2 separate regions of the Homo sapiens genome follow, and region 2 is linked to region 1. A link is a loop called in an ENCODE intact Hi-C map of the cell type or tissue named here. Cell type or tissue: adrenal gland. All regions are shown on one strand.

Region 1 (8,000 bases):
CTCAGCCTCCCAAGTAGCTGGGACTACAGGCGCCCGCCACTACGCCCGGCTAATTTTTTGTATTTTTAGTAGAGACGGGGTTTCACCGTTTTAGCCGGGATGGTCTCGATCTCCTGACCTCGTGATCCGCCCGCTTCGGCCTCCCAAAGTGCTGGGATTACAGGCGTGAGCCACCGCGCCCGGCCGAGGCACACATTTTAAAATTTGATTCAACTTGCCAAATTTTCCTACCGAAATACTGTGCTAATTTTTACCTCCAAGAATGATAATACGTTATTTCACTCATGCTAGGTATTTTTATTTTTTAACCTTTCTTTTTTTCTTTTTTTTTTTTTTCTTTTTGAGACAGAGTCTCGCTCTGTCACCCAGGCTGGAGTGCAGTGGCATGATCTCGGCTCACTGCAACCTCCACCTCCCAGGTTCAAGTGATTCTCCTGCCTCAGCCTCCTGAGTAGCTGGGGCTACAGGTGCATGCCACCATGCCAGGCTAATTTTTTGTATTTTTAGTAGAGACAGGGTTTCACTGTGTTAGCCAGGATGGTCTCGATCTCCTGACCTCATGATCCGCCCACCTCAGCCTCCCAAAGTGCTGGGATTACGGGCGTGAGCCACCGCACCCAGCCTTACTTTTTAACCTTTCTTAATACAATAGGAAAATACTGTATGTAATTGTTTCCATTTACGTTCTATCAGTTCCTTCATTTATTTACACATTTACTCAACAAACATTTGAGAGTCTACTATGGCCAAGCACTAAATAGGCACTGGGGGAAAAAAGGCATAGATTAGGTATCTGACCTCAAAAAGCTTATATTCAAATAGAGAGAGGCAGGTAAGAAGTGAAGCATGGAGTTACAGAGATGAGGGACATTAGACTGAAGACCCTTGTGAAAAGGAATCAGGTTTACAAAAATTGTGAAGAAAAGGGGAAAGCATTCCAAGCAGACCAAAAAAGTGAATTATTTGCAAGACTGAACATCTAATTATGTTTATTGATCAACTGCATTTCTTCTCTTTTGAGTTGCCTACTTCTAAATTCCTTCATTTTTCTCATATTTATATTTTTCTTAATGATATCTCATTATATATTGAGAATAGTAACCCTTTTTGCAAATTATTTCTCCACTATAAAATTTGTCTTTTGTGTTGTGTGCATGCCATGTGAAACTTTTTAATTGTTACGAATGCTAATTGGGCATTCTTTTTCCTGTTTGTTTCTTACCTTTGGCATCAAATTTAGAAAGGCTTATTCCAGACCAAGATGACAATATCTTGTTTTACTAGCAGTTTTGTCATTTTAATCTTTAATCCATCTCAGATTTATTTTTGTGTGTGGTACCCAAATAGAGATCAATTATTTTTGTTCTAAATGGTTAGCAAGATATTCCAATGTCATTTACAGAGATATTTCCCCAACATGTTTGATTACATTTGAAAAAGAATGTGGAATTAAACTCTTTTGTGTTGGCTCAGAATTTAAGCTGAGGCCCCAAACTGAGTTAACAAGTCAGTAGCATCCACATTAGTTCCAAAAATAATCAATAGATCCATCATCTCCACAGCAATTAAAAGATTACAAAACCCAGCTACTGAACATATTCTAAACACCTATCCCATATTAGAAAAGCTTATAGACTCCTTAAGAGGACAGTTTATTTACAGAAAATTTTAGGAAGAGAATGCTTTATTGGTGTTTTTCCTAAGTGAAGCCATGCAGGAAAAGAAGGGACCAAGTGAACCACTTTGGAGATGTTTGCAAGTTTTACTTACCTGGAGAGATACCAGCCCCTTCTTTCAAGATGAAATCAGCGAAACAATTCAAGCAGATATCTAGGCTTATGTCATCTTCACTTGACAGGCACAGCCCAAGAACACTGCTGCCTGCTGGTGCAAAAGGACCCCAACAGTAAATGGCTGGAGCTGTACCTCCTAGGGTAAAAGCTCAGGGGTGAGGGGGACTCTGAAAGTTAATAGGAGAAATCCCAGGGGAGATCTTCAAAGAACTCCAGTGGCATCAGAGAAGAGGCAGCATCTGAAGGCCTGAGATGAAGAGGACATTTGATAGCCAGGAAAGCACCAAAAGCAATAGGTGAAAATGCCTTTGCCTCTATCTCTCTACTCACTAGCCTCATTCCCTCAACCATAGAAAGTCTAAACATCTAAAAACAAGGAGAATATGGGGCAGAGGCAATCATAGGTCAGACCTGAGCTGAAAGGAGACAAAGCCATTAAACTGCATATAACAATAACGTTTTGATATATATGGCCTAGACTTTTTAATATCTGAAAATGAGACCATTTGATTACCAAAAACAGGGATTTAAAAGCTATAAGATGACTTGAGATGATAGCCAGGGCCAGGAAAAAGAGATGGCAGAGCTTGTTTGAATGAAATGTTGAGGGAAAATAAAAAGTTTTCTGTGTGCAACCCCTTCATTGAATCAGGGCAGTTACTCATTTATGATGTAATTGAATTTCCTTCCGGATTCTGTTCTGGCTCATTGATCTGTCTGTCTCTTCCTTCATCAGGGCCCACCCAGCTTTAATTACCAATTTCTGTTACTTTTCATTATCCAAACATAAAAAAAAAACATGTTCAACTTTAATCCAAACAGTTAAAATGTTATATCAACTCTCACAAATGAATGATATGTAGAAAGCAGACATGTTCAAGATATAACTTGGAATCATATATATACATATGGCTTCTCCAAAGTGCTGTTTTTTTTGTAAATAGGCAAGGCAGCTGCCAGCCCCTCAAGCAGCCTTACAGACTGCTAATGCCCAGGTATCCATGACAGATGGCACAGACCTGATCCTCTGCGAGAAATTACCCACAACCTACAAACACTTTTGTCCATCTCCCATCTTTCCCTACTCTGATTTCTAATTTGAACAGAAAAATGAAGAAAGTGATAATTGTGGGTTTGCATGTATACATTAGGAAGCGCATATTACAAAATGGCAGGGGTCAAGGAGGGAAGAGTGCTCAGAGCACTAAGTAGAACGAAATATTTTAAATCTTGTCATAGGTTAATGAATATCTTAAGGTTCTCCTATTTGCCAAAATCTGTTCTCCAGAAATACGGAAAAGATGACATCTGCACTGTATTCACTGACATCAAAACAGCCTGTGTTGGGCTTCAGTAGTAATAATAGTAATCATTGTTCACTGCATGCATGCTTAGGTCTAGATGTTTAACACACATTTCATCCAAAGAAGAACACTGCAGTTACAAATGACATACAACATGTAGTAAATATTTTTAAGTAAGTTTCAAAGTGATTATATAAATTGCTGAAGGTAACACAGCTATTAGTGAAACACCTGGCTGTGAACTCAAGCCTAAGGAACAGTCTTTGCCCTGCATGCTTTCTGCTGCTTCCCCCTAGCTCTCTGGGTAGTTACTAGAAACTGCACCCACTTATTTTCATTTTATATATTAATGTTCTAAACTCTATTATATATATCTATATTAAATATATACCTTCTAATGGTCTGAAAACAATACACTTGTAAGTTTCATTTGTGCAAATTTCAGTCATCTTCTCTCTGCAGCTTTGGTCCAGATGCCTGCATGCTTCGCTTTTCCAAACTTTAAGCTTATGGAAATATAGGTAAATAATTGTAGTCATTTTGTAGCATAACTCAGAACAAATTGTAAGCACCTTAGGTGATAGCAGGATCCCAAAGCAAAGATTTCCATTAAAATTTTGGTCATAAGTCATCTCTTAATGAGCGACATAAAAAGCCTAATCATAAAGTAACTACGCTTCATAAAATCAGCTATTCATTGAAGGGCATAACATTAAGAATAATGGGGGTTAAATAACTGTTTAGTTATGGTTCCTACCCCCAAAGAGAATAAAATATTATGTGAAGAAAATATGGACCCAACAAGCATGCAATACCCATTCACAAGAATGAATCATGCAAGAGAAAATCATACTGATTTGTTGTTTCTGCATCAGCTTCATACCAGAGTTAACTGGCAAAGGTTGTCTAGAAAATATGGGTTGAGTAGGGATCTTAAGAAAAGCTGTTATTCTTCAACTTAAAAGAATAATTGATCCACTGAGCACAATCACCTAAGGAAGTGCATTTTAAAAGAAAGCACATGTTTGAAGAACATTACTACTTTCTAGCTTTATAACTTTGGGGAAATTACATAATCTCTTCAGGTTTCAGTCAGCTTACCTCTAAAATAGAATTATCATACCTACCTCATAAGGTTGTATATGGATTCAAAACAACTGCCTAAGAACTTGGCATTGTACCTGTCACTGTTTAGTAGTTAATTTTAAGCAAAATTAGATTTTTACACTTATGAATTCCAAAATTAGCTGATCTGATATGCTCCCAGTTTCCTGTATAAACTTAATTTATTTGTAAGTTAGAAATAGTGCATGGACAGCTGCATCTGATTGATGAGAACACCACCACGTTTGCCTTCTAATTCTCCCCAGATTCCACCTTCCTTGTTTGGTGATTTGATTTAAACACTCCTTTAAAGATCCGTTAGCTGTCTGCGCCTTAATCAAATTATAGACAGTCTTCAATTTACAAGAATCCTCACAAGCCCTGGCCATCTGCACCTCTGCTCTGACTTGGGCTGCACTTAGGACAGGCGGCAGGCTAACAGCATCACAGCTTGCTCACTCCCCAGTGCTCCAGCTCCTGAAAGCCGACCCCATCCTCCACCCCACCACAGGCAGGCATGGGGATGCAGACTCTGTTGACATGGGCTCCTTTCCACGAAAGGCTCTGGTGTTTGTGTTCTGGGATATTCCTGTCTCCCGCTCAACAAGCCCCTCTCAAAGCCGAGGAAAGGCAACAAACCCCTCTCAAAGTTCAGGAAAGGCAACTGAGTTTCTGGAACCTGAGCCCAGAAAATCACTAATTTAAAAACAACTTCTTTGTTCTACTAAGATTATGAGCATGATTACTTGCAGAGTGACAAGATCATTGCCTCCTCTCCTGGGTCCAGCTGACTCAGCTACACTAACTCTCTCCCAGTCACTGTTTCCTGAACCACCCCGGGTTCAGGTATTTCTCTGTGCCAGTCTTGTTGCAAGGTAGCAGAGTATATGGATGAGAGCATGCACTTTGATGTCAGAGGAACATGGGTTCTAGGCAAGGCTCTGTCACTTCTGAGCTGTGTAACTTGGGAAAGGTGACATAATGTCTTAAAGCTTCGGCTCCTCATGTGTAAAATGGGCATTATAAGACAACCATCACTCATGATAAAGACTATATGGTTATATTTTTCAAACTGGAGTCTGTTGAACTGAATTCTTGGCAGGGGTGGTGTCCTGTGTCTGTCAATGTACTCGTGTTGAATTATTTTACCCAGTGACAAAGGAAATAAGCCTTTTTTGCAGGGATTATGTGGAATTAATAGACTCTTTTCGGTTTTGTCAAGGTTCCTCCAACTGATGTGTACAGATGCATTCCCAAGTCCGCTTCTTAGAATGACTGCTTGTGGTTACCAATCAGAAAAGGTAGCTCTGACCCTGCGATTTATTAAATAATTTTTGTAATGAGGCACTATGTCTATTTTTCCTCACCTAATTATTACTTTTAAAATCTTGATACTAAATGGTAGTCAGAAATATTATTTACTCTTTTTGGTTTTGAGAGGTGCAATTCACCAGTATTTCTGGTTCTCCTCCTTCTGGGCACAAGATGGGACAGCCCTTTCCTACACTTGCTTTGGCCAATGAAATGTGAGCCAAAGTAACATGCATCACTTCTAGGGAGAACTCTTTCACACTCAGAACATATTTTGTCATGTTTATTCCTACTGCCAGGCCAGGCAGCATTATTCCAGATGGTGGAAGCTCTGCCTCAAATGAGGACAATGTGGAGCAGAGCCCCTGCCAACCCAAGATACATGTGGTATGAGGAAAAGATACACCTTTGTGATTGTAAGCAACTAAGGTTAGGGGCTATTTGTTACTACAGCACAACGTAGCCCATTCTAACTGATACACAGTTGCTTAAATATTTTGTAATAACTCATATAAATTCTTGCCTATCACACTCTTGGTCTAAGAAAGTCAACTGTCAATATGACACTGCCTTTTTCAGAAAGGTACTTTTTCCTAAAAGATAATCAACTCTCAGAGGGAGAGCTACCTGAATTAGATAATTTTCCTTAAAGGTAAGGTCAGTCCACTGATTAGCTCCCTCTCACATTCCCTCTTACATTCTCTACAAGTCATGTATTTATTCTGTTATCTGCCTCAGCTCTCTTCATTGCAAACAAGCTAATCTTTTCATTTTTTTTCTATGCTAAACTTTAACCCTGGAATCACATACCAATTATCATGTGCATACAACTAGCCTGCTCATCAAACCCTAGATATCCACCCATTTAGAGGTCCCAATGGGGAAGGGGGGTGGGACAGAGGAGAATATGGACATAAAAGACAAAATTAGGGTTAATAAGCTCCTAAACTCTTGGAGTTACGGATATCTTTTATGTACTGTAGCAATGATTACATGTATTCATTATTAATAGTAACTTCCTATTATCCTGATCACAAAGAAGTAAGCTGTTTACATTTTTAAAAATTCCTAATTAATGGATAGTTTAATTTACCCAAGTTAAAGAAAATATTGTGTTAGGCAGTTCTGTCAACTGCAAAATTCACTTCCTCTGCTTATTAACTGGAAATGAAAATACATGTACCATAGTCTGTGGATAAGATCATAGTGAACAAATAGACAAGAGAATGGTACAAAGCAGCTAATACAATATATCATTTATGACTTAGGAAAAAGCCATAATAAATGGATGCATGCCAGGCCCTCCTGGAACAATAAGTGAAAGGCTTGTCCAGTAAGGGGAAAGGATTTAATGCCTGATTGCTATGTGGATAACCTTTATACATGTGTTTTTTAGTCCTTGCTGGATATAAATATTAGTTCAATGGACTGAAAAATTCTGCAAAATAGACCTCAGGCTTCTGTAATTAAGGACCACCAAAAACCATCTCCATTTTGTTTAGTCTGAGGTCATCTAAATTACATCTGTCATACAAATTAAGTTTGCATCCATAAAGCTTGTTACTGAATACCAACTCTGCTTTCTTAATTAAAAATTATTAACAAGAGTGCCAGAAGATAAACTAAATTATATTCTCTCAAAGTAATCTCTTCCCACTACCCTTACCCTCTCCCCCAAATGTTTACAGCAAAACAAGGTAAAGGGGAAAGAAGAAAAACAATGTAGGCTCGATTTTACTATTATTTTTGTGAAACACTGTTAATCTTGACATTGTCATCTTGTATACACACTCACACACACATCTGTAGTAAAATATATAATAAAATTAGAAGCGTTAGAGCTAAACAGATCCTTAGATTTCTAATGCGACTGTTTTAAAGGTAAGGAGACAGAACCATACAGAAATTGAGTTTAGGACTGAAATCCAGACCTTATGACTTACAGTCAAGGCTTCCTCCGCTATCACACAACAGCCACAGAGAAAATTAACAGCAAAGAGATCAGTAACAGGAATCTGATTCTCCAACCACTCTAATTTTTTTCAGCAATTGTTCAATCTTCAGAGTAAATTGTTTATTGACACTGCCCATATTTGCAAGCAGTAGAAAGAAGGGATGGAGAGAGGCAGGGAGGGAGGGTAGAAAGGAGGAAAGAAAGAAGCAAAAGAACTTACAGTTTATTACAAGAGAGTTCTCACAGAGAATACACTTGCCTTTCAAGTTTTACATTTGAGACATTAGCATCTATGATGTAGGATAAGAAGAATTAGCTAACTGTTGAAGCCCCATCTCATTGCTTAAATCTGTTTTCAGAGTGAGAGGTTCATTACCATATTTAGACTCTGCCACGCCCCTGTTCACAAAAGTCTGGAGAAAGAAAAAGAAAGATTAAGGGCTGCAAAAATGGAGTGAGAGTGGAAGCAAGACCTTGTTCACCACAGCTTTCATATTCAGAGAAGAAGCAAGCGATTGATGGTTACCAAGTTTA
Region 2 (8,000 bases), 320 kb after region 1:
CAGCGGTGCAATCTCTGCTCTCTGCAACCTCCACCTCCTAGGCTCAAGTGATCCTCCCACCTCAGCATCCCAAGTAGCTGGAACCACAGGCACACACCACCTCACCTGGCAATTTTTACATTTTTTGTAGAGACAGGGTTTCACCATGTTGGCCAGGCTGGTCTCAAACTCCTGAGCTCAAGCCGTCTGCCTGCCTTGGCCTCCCAAAGTATTGGGATTACAGGCATAAGCCACCGCGCCTGGCTCAAATATTTTAAATATCGGATTACCTAATGTCAGATTGGCCAATAACTAAAATCTGTTCATGATCATAATTCAAAAGTATTGATATTTTTGTTTCGAATTACTTCATTATCTCTATATCCAGTTCTAAATGTTTCAGGAGTTACAGGGTACTTTCACGTTGAGTAAAAAACTTGTTACCCAAGTAAACTGGAGTTATCATATCAATGAACTGAGGCTGCTAATAAGATTTTGGATTGAAATTTGAGACCCAGGGCTATAGATAATCAGGATAACTTGAACACCATCACCAAGGGACATGTCGAGCCTTGTGTTTAATTGTAGTAACAACAGGATCTCCAAGTCTATGCTCTTTAAAGGTGGTGGTCTCATAGTTAATATCGCTATGTTCAAGTCATGTGATTAATTCTTCTAATTTAAATAGATGAATATTCAGGTCTTTGCATATCCATATTTTTTTTAAATACATAAACTAATTCATTCAGTGTCTGATGCTATTCTATATAACTTTTTCTTTTATATTCTGCCTTTTTCTTTAGATCCAGTGTCTTTAAAATCTTGTAGATATTTAAAAGCCATCTGATTGGATTCTGCATATCCTTTGTGTTGTCTTCTGGTTCCAAATTATTATGGTCATGCTAGTGCTATTATCCAACTTTATCTTCAACTATAGCATACATTTGTTGAGTGCCCATTATATATCTCACACAAGTAGGTTATAGGAAAACAAGATAGATTCAAGTTAGTCCCTGAAAGTTTCTATGTTCCAGGCAAGTTAATTATCTCACTGTTTCCTAAATAACGCCCTCAATCTTAAATGCAGGCTATTGCTTATATTCTTCTCTTGCTAGTTATGCCTTTTCTCTATCTAAATTCTGTCAAAGTTATTCATCTTCCACTGAATAAGTCATCAACCAACCAACATATTACTGGTAGACAGTGGGAAAAGTCAAATAGGTGGATGCAGAGTAGAAGAGCAGTTAGCATCAAATGTCAAGTAGACCTCAGTTTCAATTCTGGCTCTTCTCTTATTAGATGTATAATTTTGGGGGAGTAATCTCAGTGCCTCTGTTCTTTCTTTGTAAAATGGGGAAAATGATGCTTCATAAAGTTGTCTTAAGGATTAAAATAAGTAACACGTAAAGACCTTAACGAAGTACCTGCCACATCCTGAGCACGCAATGAATGGTAGTTTGTTATTAGAATTCTTGTCTTCAAGGGACTTTTATCTAATTTTTGACTAAGGGCATAAGGATCATAATATGTTTGTTTAGGATTCTATGAGATTACAAGGTAGAGACATTTAGATCTGTCTCTGGTTCAGAGAAGTCTTTCCAGATGAAGCATATATATATATTTTTTGTTCTGTTTTGTAAACAAAATTGCTAAGTTAGGGGGAAGGGAGCTGAAGATTGTATCCTAGTCCCAACAACATGAATGTATGAAATGATACGAAATGTGGGGAACTATAAGCATTTAAATATAGCTGAAATGAAGGCCCCATATTGGGAAATGATGCAGTATAAAGCTAAAGTGGTAGACAGGAACAATATCATGAAGAATTTTGTATGCTCAGCCCCAGGAGCTAATGAAGAATTATGAGAAGAAGAGTGACATATCATATTTGTATTTTATTTTATTCTATTTTTTTGAGTAGAAGTCTTCCACTGTCACCCAGGCTGGAGTGCAGTGGCACGATCTCGGCTCACTACAGCCTCTGCCTCCTGGGCACAAGTGATTCTTGGGCCTCAGCCTCCTGAGTAGCTGGGATTACAAGCATGTGCCACCACACTTGGCTAATTTTTGTATTTTTGGTAGAGACGGGTTTCACCATGTTGGCCAGGTTGGTCTCAAACTCTCGACCTCAGATGATCCACCCGCCTCGGCCTCTTAAAGTGCTGGGATTACAGACATGAGCCACCGTGCCCGGCTATATTTGTATTTTAGAAAGATTGGTTTGGCAGCAGTGTAAAAGTTGTGTAGGATGAAAGTCAGATTGGATTTCAGAGACTTATAGTAGAGGCTGTAGAATAATCTAGACAAAAATTAATGGAGGTCTGACCAAGCAGGCATTTGCAATGGCAATGGAGAAAAAGAATGATTATAGAGAAATTATGAAAGCATAGCCTCTTAGATCTTGGATATAGAAGGTGAGAAGAGGATCCAGAATGACTTTTAGGTTTGTGTATTTATTTCCCAAAATGAAGTATTTCAAAAAGAAAAATAAGTGAATGGGAACAATCAAGATTTTTAGTTCCATTTTGAACATAATAAATTTGAGGCTGGGCGCGGTGGCTCATGCCTGTAATCCTAGTACTTTGGGAGGCCAAGATGGGCAGATCACTTGAGGTCAGGAGTTTGAGACCAGGCCAGCCTGGTTAACGTGGTGAAACCCCGTCTCTACTAAAAATATAAAAATGAGCCAGGCATGGTGGCGGGTGCTTGTAATTCCAGCTACTCAAGAGATTGAGGCCCAAGAATCGCTTGAATCTGGGAGGTGGAGGTTGCAGTGATCTGAGATCATGCCACTGCACTGTAGCTTGAGCAATAGAGCAAGACTCAGTCTCAAAAAAAGAAAAATAAATAAATAAATAAATAAATAAATTTGAAGTATCACAGAAGCACTCACGTAATTAGCTGTAGAGACCCAGATCTCTGGAAGGAGTTCCTGACTACTAGTATAGATTGGAAGTCCTTGGCTTTTAGATGGTATTTGAAACTATTGGAGTGGATTCATTTGTTCAACAAATATTTTTTGGGCATCCGAGTGAGTTGCACACTGTTCTAAGAAATACAGCAGGGAACAAAACAAATAAATCCCTGACTTCATGGAAATAACGTGGAGGAGACAGACCACTAAATTAAATGCATATGTATGTCTAGTGAAAGGCAATAACAAGGACATTAGTGTGGTTGGAACAGAGTGAGCAAGGGCGAGAATGGAGATAAAGGGGATTATATAAGCCTCACTGGCTATGGAAAGAACTTTTGTTATTCTTAGGAGCTGTAGAGACATGGGAATGATTTGAGCAGGAGCATAACATGATCTGATTTATATGGATGATAGTGCTCAGGGAGGGTGTATCAAATTAAAAGAGGGACAAGAATACCATTTTTTTAACAGCTTTATTGAGATATAATTCACACTTCACACACTTTTCGATTCACCCGTTCAGTGATTTTTAGTATTTTCACAGTTTTGCAGCCATTAGCACAATTTAAATTTGGCATATTTTTGTCACCACCAAAAGAAATCTCATACTCATTGGCAATTACTACTCAGTACCCAGCCCCCAGCCCTATGCAAACACAAATCTACTTACTGTCTCTAGATTTACCTATTCTGGACATTTTTGCATCAATGAAATTATATAATAAGTAGTCTTTTGTGAATAAGTCTTATTTAGCATAATATTTTCAGGGTTCTTCCATGTTGAAGCATGTATCTTCATATATATTTTATTTTTTATTGCCATATAACTTTTTTTTTTTTTTGAGACGGAGTTTCGTTCTTGTTGCCCAGGCTGGAGTGCAATGGCGTGTTCTCAGCTCACCAAAACATCCACCTCCCCAGTTCAAGCGATTCTCCTGCCTCAGCCTCCTGAGTAGCTGGGATTACAGGCATGTGCCACCAAGGCTGGCTAATTTTGTATTTTAGTAGAGACGGGGTTTCTCCGTGTTGGTCAGGCTGGTCTCGAACTCCTGACCTCAGGTGATCTGCCCGCCTCAGCCTCCCAAAGTGCTGGGATTACAGACGTGAGCCACCACGCCTGGCATGATTTTCTTTTCTTTTTTTTTTTTTTTTGAGACGGAATCTCGCTCTGTCGCCCAGGCTGGAGTGCAGTGGCGCGATCTCGGCTTACTGCAAGCTCCGCCTCCCGGGTTTCACGCCATTCTCCTGCCTCAGCCTCCCGAATAGCTGGGACTACAGGCGCCTGCCACCGCGCCCGGCTAATTTTTTTGTATTTTTAGTAGAGATGGGGTTTCACCGTGTTAGCAGGATGGTCTCGATCTCCTGACCTCGTGATCCGCCGCCTCGGCCTCCCAAAGTGCTGGGATTACAGGCTTGAGCCACCGCGCCTGGCGATTTTCTTTTTTTAAATAGACAGGGTCTTGCTCTGTCACCCAGGCTGGATTGCAGTGGTGCAATCATAGTTCACTGTAGCCTCAAACCCTTAGGCTCAAACAATCCTTCCGCCTTAGCTTCCGAAGTAGTTGGGACTACTTAGGCTTGCACCACCATGTCTGGCTAATAAAAAAAATTTTTTAGAGATAGAGTCTTGCTTCGTTCCCTGGATTGATCTTGAACCTCTGGTCTCAGATAATCCTTGCATCTCAGCCTGCAGAGTACCTGGAGTATCTGGGTTTAACACCATGAGCCGTGTACCAAGCCCAATACGTCATGTTTTATTTATCCATTCATAATACAGTTGATATACCTTTGGGTTACTTCAACTTTTTGGCTATTATGAATAATGCTGCTATGAGCATTAATGTGCAAGTTTTTGTATAGATATATGTTTTTATTTCTGTTGGGTATATACCTAGGAGTGGAATTGCTGGGTCATGTGGGAACTTTAATCTTTCAAGGAATTGCCAAACTGTTTTCCAAAGTGATGGAAACACCAATATTAAAAGGGCTAGTGGAAAAATTGCTATGAAAAAGGGCTACAGACATAAGGGAAAAGCTAGAAAATGGTAATCACCTTAGCATCCTTTTTCCCCCCTTACCCCTCACATTTAACAAGTTTTATTCATTATACCTCATAAATAATTATCTTATCCTCCCAAATGTCAATATCTTAAGTGCTAATCATCTCCTTCATCCTGTATACCATCCCATTGCAATAATCTCTTAAAATGATCTTGTCTCCTGTTTGTCCCCTTTAATGTGTTTCAATTATAATTTCTTCCCAATTTTTTTTTTTTTAATTGAGATGGAGTCTCACTCTGTTGCCTAGGCTGGAATGCAGTGGCGTGATCTCAGCTCACTGCAACCCTGTCACCTGGGTTCAAGCAATTCTCCTGCCTCAGCCTGTATTTTTAGTAGAGATGGGGTTTTGCCATGTTGGCCAGGCTGGTCTAGACCTCAAGTGATCCACCTGCTTTGGCCTCCGAAAATGCTGGGATTACAGGCATGAACCACCATGCCCAGCCTCTTCCCAGTTTCATTCTAATATCCTCCTGGTAGGAATTAAGTTCTTGAATTCCTTTTTTTTTTTTTTTTGAGCAGTAGCAAGATTTATTGCGAAGAGCGAAAGAACAAAGCTTCCACAGCGTGGAAGGGGACCCGAGCGGGTTGCCCGAATTTCTTTTATGTATGCCTTTACTCTCTTAAACAGACTGATGCATAATAAACATTCAAAATAGATGAATTTTCAAATCCAAGTTCAACAAATGTAATCCTTTCATTATATGATTACTTATATAACAATTACTTATTTCCTCTTGAAGAAGTTTAAGAAAAGCATAATTGTGTTGTTCCTTTTTAACATTTATTTTGTTTTCATACAGGCAATTTTATATGATGACAAAGGAGCATGTTTGGAGAGTCTGTTTCTTAAATGCCTTGAGGTATTTTAGTGTGTTTATCTTATTTTTAAGTTATTATTTAAAAATCTCTTTAAATACCTCCTTTATGAATATTGTTAGTGTAGTCATAATATTAATACTAATAGTATTTGTTGAACATTATAGCTAGACTTTGTGCTAAAACCTTTTAGATATTGTTTCCTTTAATCTCTACAACTGATTTTTTATGATCTAAAAAAAACCTGATTTTTATAGATTAGGAGTGCAGTGCAGAAAGGTTAAGTAACTTGCTTATGTTCATAGAGTAACAGTGGTAGGAAGGCTGAAATTTGATCCTAGGAGGTGATTCTAGAGTCTAATTCTACTACATGATTTTTTCATAGGCAGAGGTCTACTGTGGGAAATTTTTTGTGACATATTCTCATTTAAGTATAATATTCTCTCACCAAAAAGAGAACTACCATTCAACCCAGGAGTACTATAACTGGGTATATACCCAAAGGAATATAAGTTGTTCTACCATAAAGACACATGTATGTGTATGTTCATTGTAGCACTATTCACAATAGCAAAGACATGGAATCAGCCTAAATGCCTATCAGTGATAGACTGGATAAAGAAAATGAGATAGAAATACACCATGAAATATTATACAGCCATAAAAAAGAATGAGATCATGTTCTTTTGCAGGAATATGGATGGAGCTGGAGGTCATTATCCTTAGCAAACTAATGCAGGGACATAGAAAACCAAATATTACATGTTCTCACATGTAAGTGGGAACCAAATATTACATGTTCTTACATGTAAGTGGGAGCTAAATGATGAGAATGCATGGACAAACGGGAACAACAGACATTGAAGCCTACTGAGAAACGGAGAGAGGGTAGGAGGAGGAAGAGGATCAGGAAAAATAATGGGTACTAGACTTAATACTTGGGTGATGAAATAATCTGTATAATAAACCGCCATGACACGGGTTTACCTATATAACAAACCTGCACATGTACTCCTGAACTTAAAGGTTAAAAATAAATACATAAATATTCTGTCAAATACATAGTTTGTGTTTTTCCTCTCAAAGAGGAAAAAGCATGGAAAGAGAACTAAAGGCATATTTTAGTGAAGAGTTAGGATATTAAAGTTGGTCATTCTGGGTTCATTTCCCAGTTCTAAATACTTCCTGGCCCACCTAAACTCTCTATGTCTAACTTCTCTGATGTAAAATGTAGATCACAGACAGATTTTACAGGGTCGGTCTGAAGGTTAGAAATAATTTCTGTAAAGTGCCTAGCAGTTTTAGTTAGTACAGTGAGTCTTTTTTTTTTTTTTTTTTTTCGAGATGGAGTCTCCCTCTGTTGCCCAGGCTGGAGTATGGTGGCATAATCTTGGCTCACTGCAGCCTCTGCCTCCTGGGTTCAAGCAATTCTCCTTCCTCAGCCTCCCAAGTAGCTGAGATTACAGGCGTGCGCCACCATGCCCAGCTAATTTTTTGTATTTTTAGTAGAGATGGGGTTTCACCATGTTGGCCAGGCTGGTCTTGAACTCCTGACCTCAAGTGATCCACGTGCCTTGGCCTCCTAAAGTGCTGGGATTACAGGCATGAGCCACCGCACATAGTCTAGTACAGTGATTCTAAATGTGTTAAAATGCATACTATGATGATGACGATGTTGATTTTTGGCCATAATATTCATTTTGAAATTTTACATGACATCAGTAGTGGTTATGTTACTTTTATATATTTTTAAAAGGGTCTAGGAGAATCAGTATCTTAGTATATGGTCTGATTGGTGGTAACTACTATTATTTCATCTTAAAAATCATTTCAGGCCAGGCGCGGTGGCTCACGCCTGTAATCCCAGCACTTTGGGAGGCCGAGGCAGGCGGATCACCTGAGGTCAGGAGTTCAAGACCAGCCTGACCAACATGGAGAAACCTCTTCTCTACTAAACATACAAAAAATTAGCTGGACGTGGTGGTGCATGCCTGCAATCCCAGCTGCTTGGGAGGCTGAGGTAGGAGAATCGCTTGAACCTGGGAGGCGGAGGTTCGGTGAGCCGAGATTGCGCTGTTGCACTCCAGACTGGGCAACAAGAGCGAAACTCCATCTCAAAGAAAAAAAAATCATTTCATTAGTAAAATATTAATCTGATATAGAGTTTGTATATTTTCAAATTCAGCTGATAATTTTTTTTTTTTTTTGAGATGGAGTTTTGCTCTTG

What was found. Peaks named below come from ENCODE experiments on the same cell type or tissue, not always from the same donor. Only the 100,000 strongest peaks of a DNase experiment are listed, where the experiment ranks them.
Region 2: a loop joins it to region 1, with 3 times the contacts of the local background. A loop is called at or near these places in 77 of 110 quality-filtered maps.

The regions. Positions count from the first base shown.
Region 1 is chr4:112,942,986-112,950,985 of GRCh38, reverse strand. It overlaps a transcript of ANK2 not described here. Among named protein-coding and RNA genes, the nearest start is that of ANK2-AS1, 98 kb to the left of the region's middle. In adrenal gland, no CTCF peak of the experiment used is centred here; a DNase peak (open chromatin) is centred at 4,854.
Region 2 is chr4:112,621,634-112,629,633 of GRCh38, reverse strand. It overlaps ZGRF1 (zinc finger GRF-type containing 1), which reads left to right. Exons shown (of 28, transcript NM_018392.5): 4 at 5,758-5,817. Among named protein-coding and RNA genes, the nearest start is that of ZGRF1, 11 kb to the left of the region's middle. In adrenal gland, no CTCF peak of the experiment used is centred here; no DNase peak of the experiment used is centred here.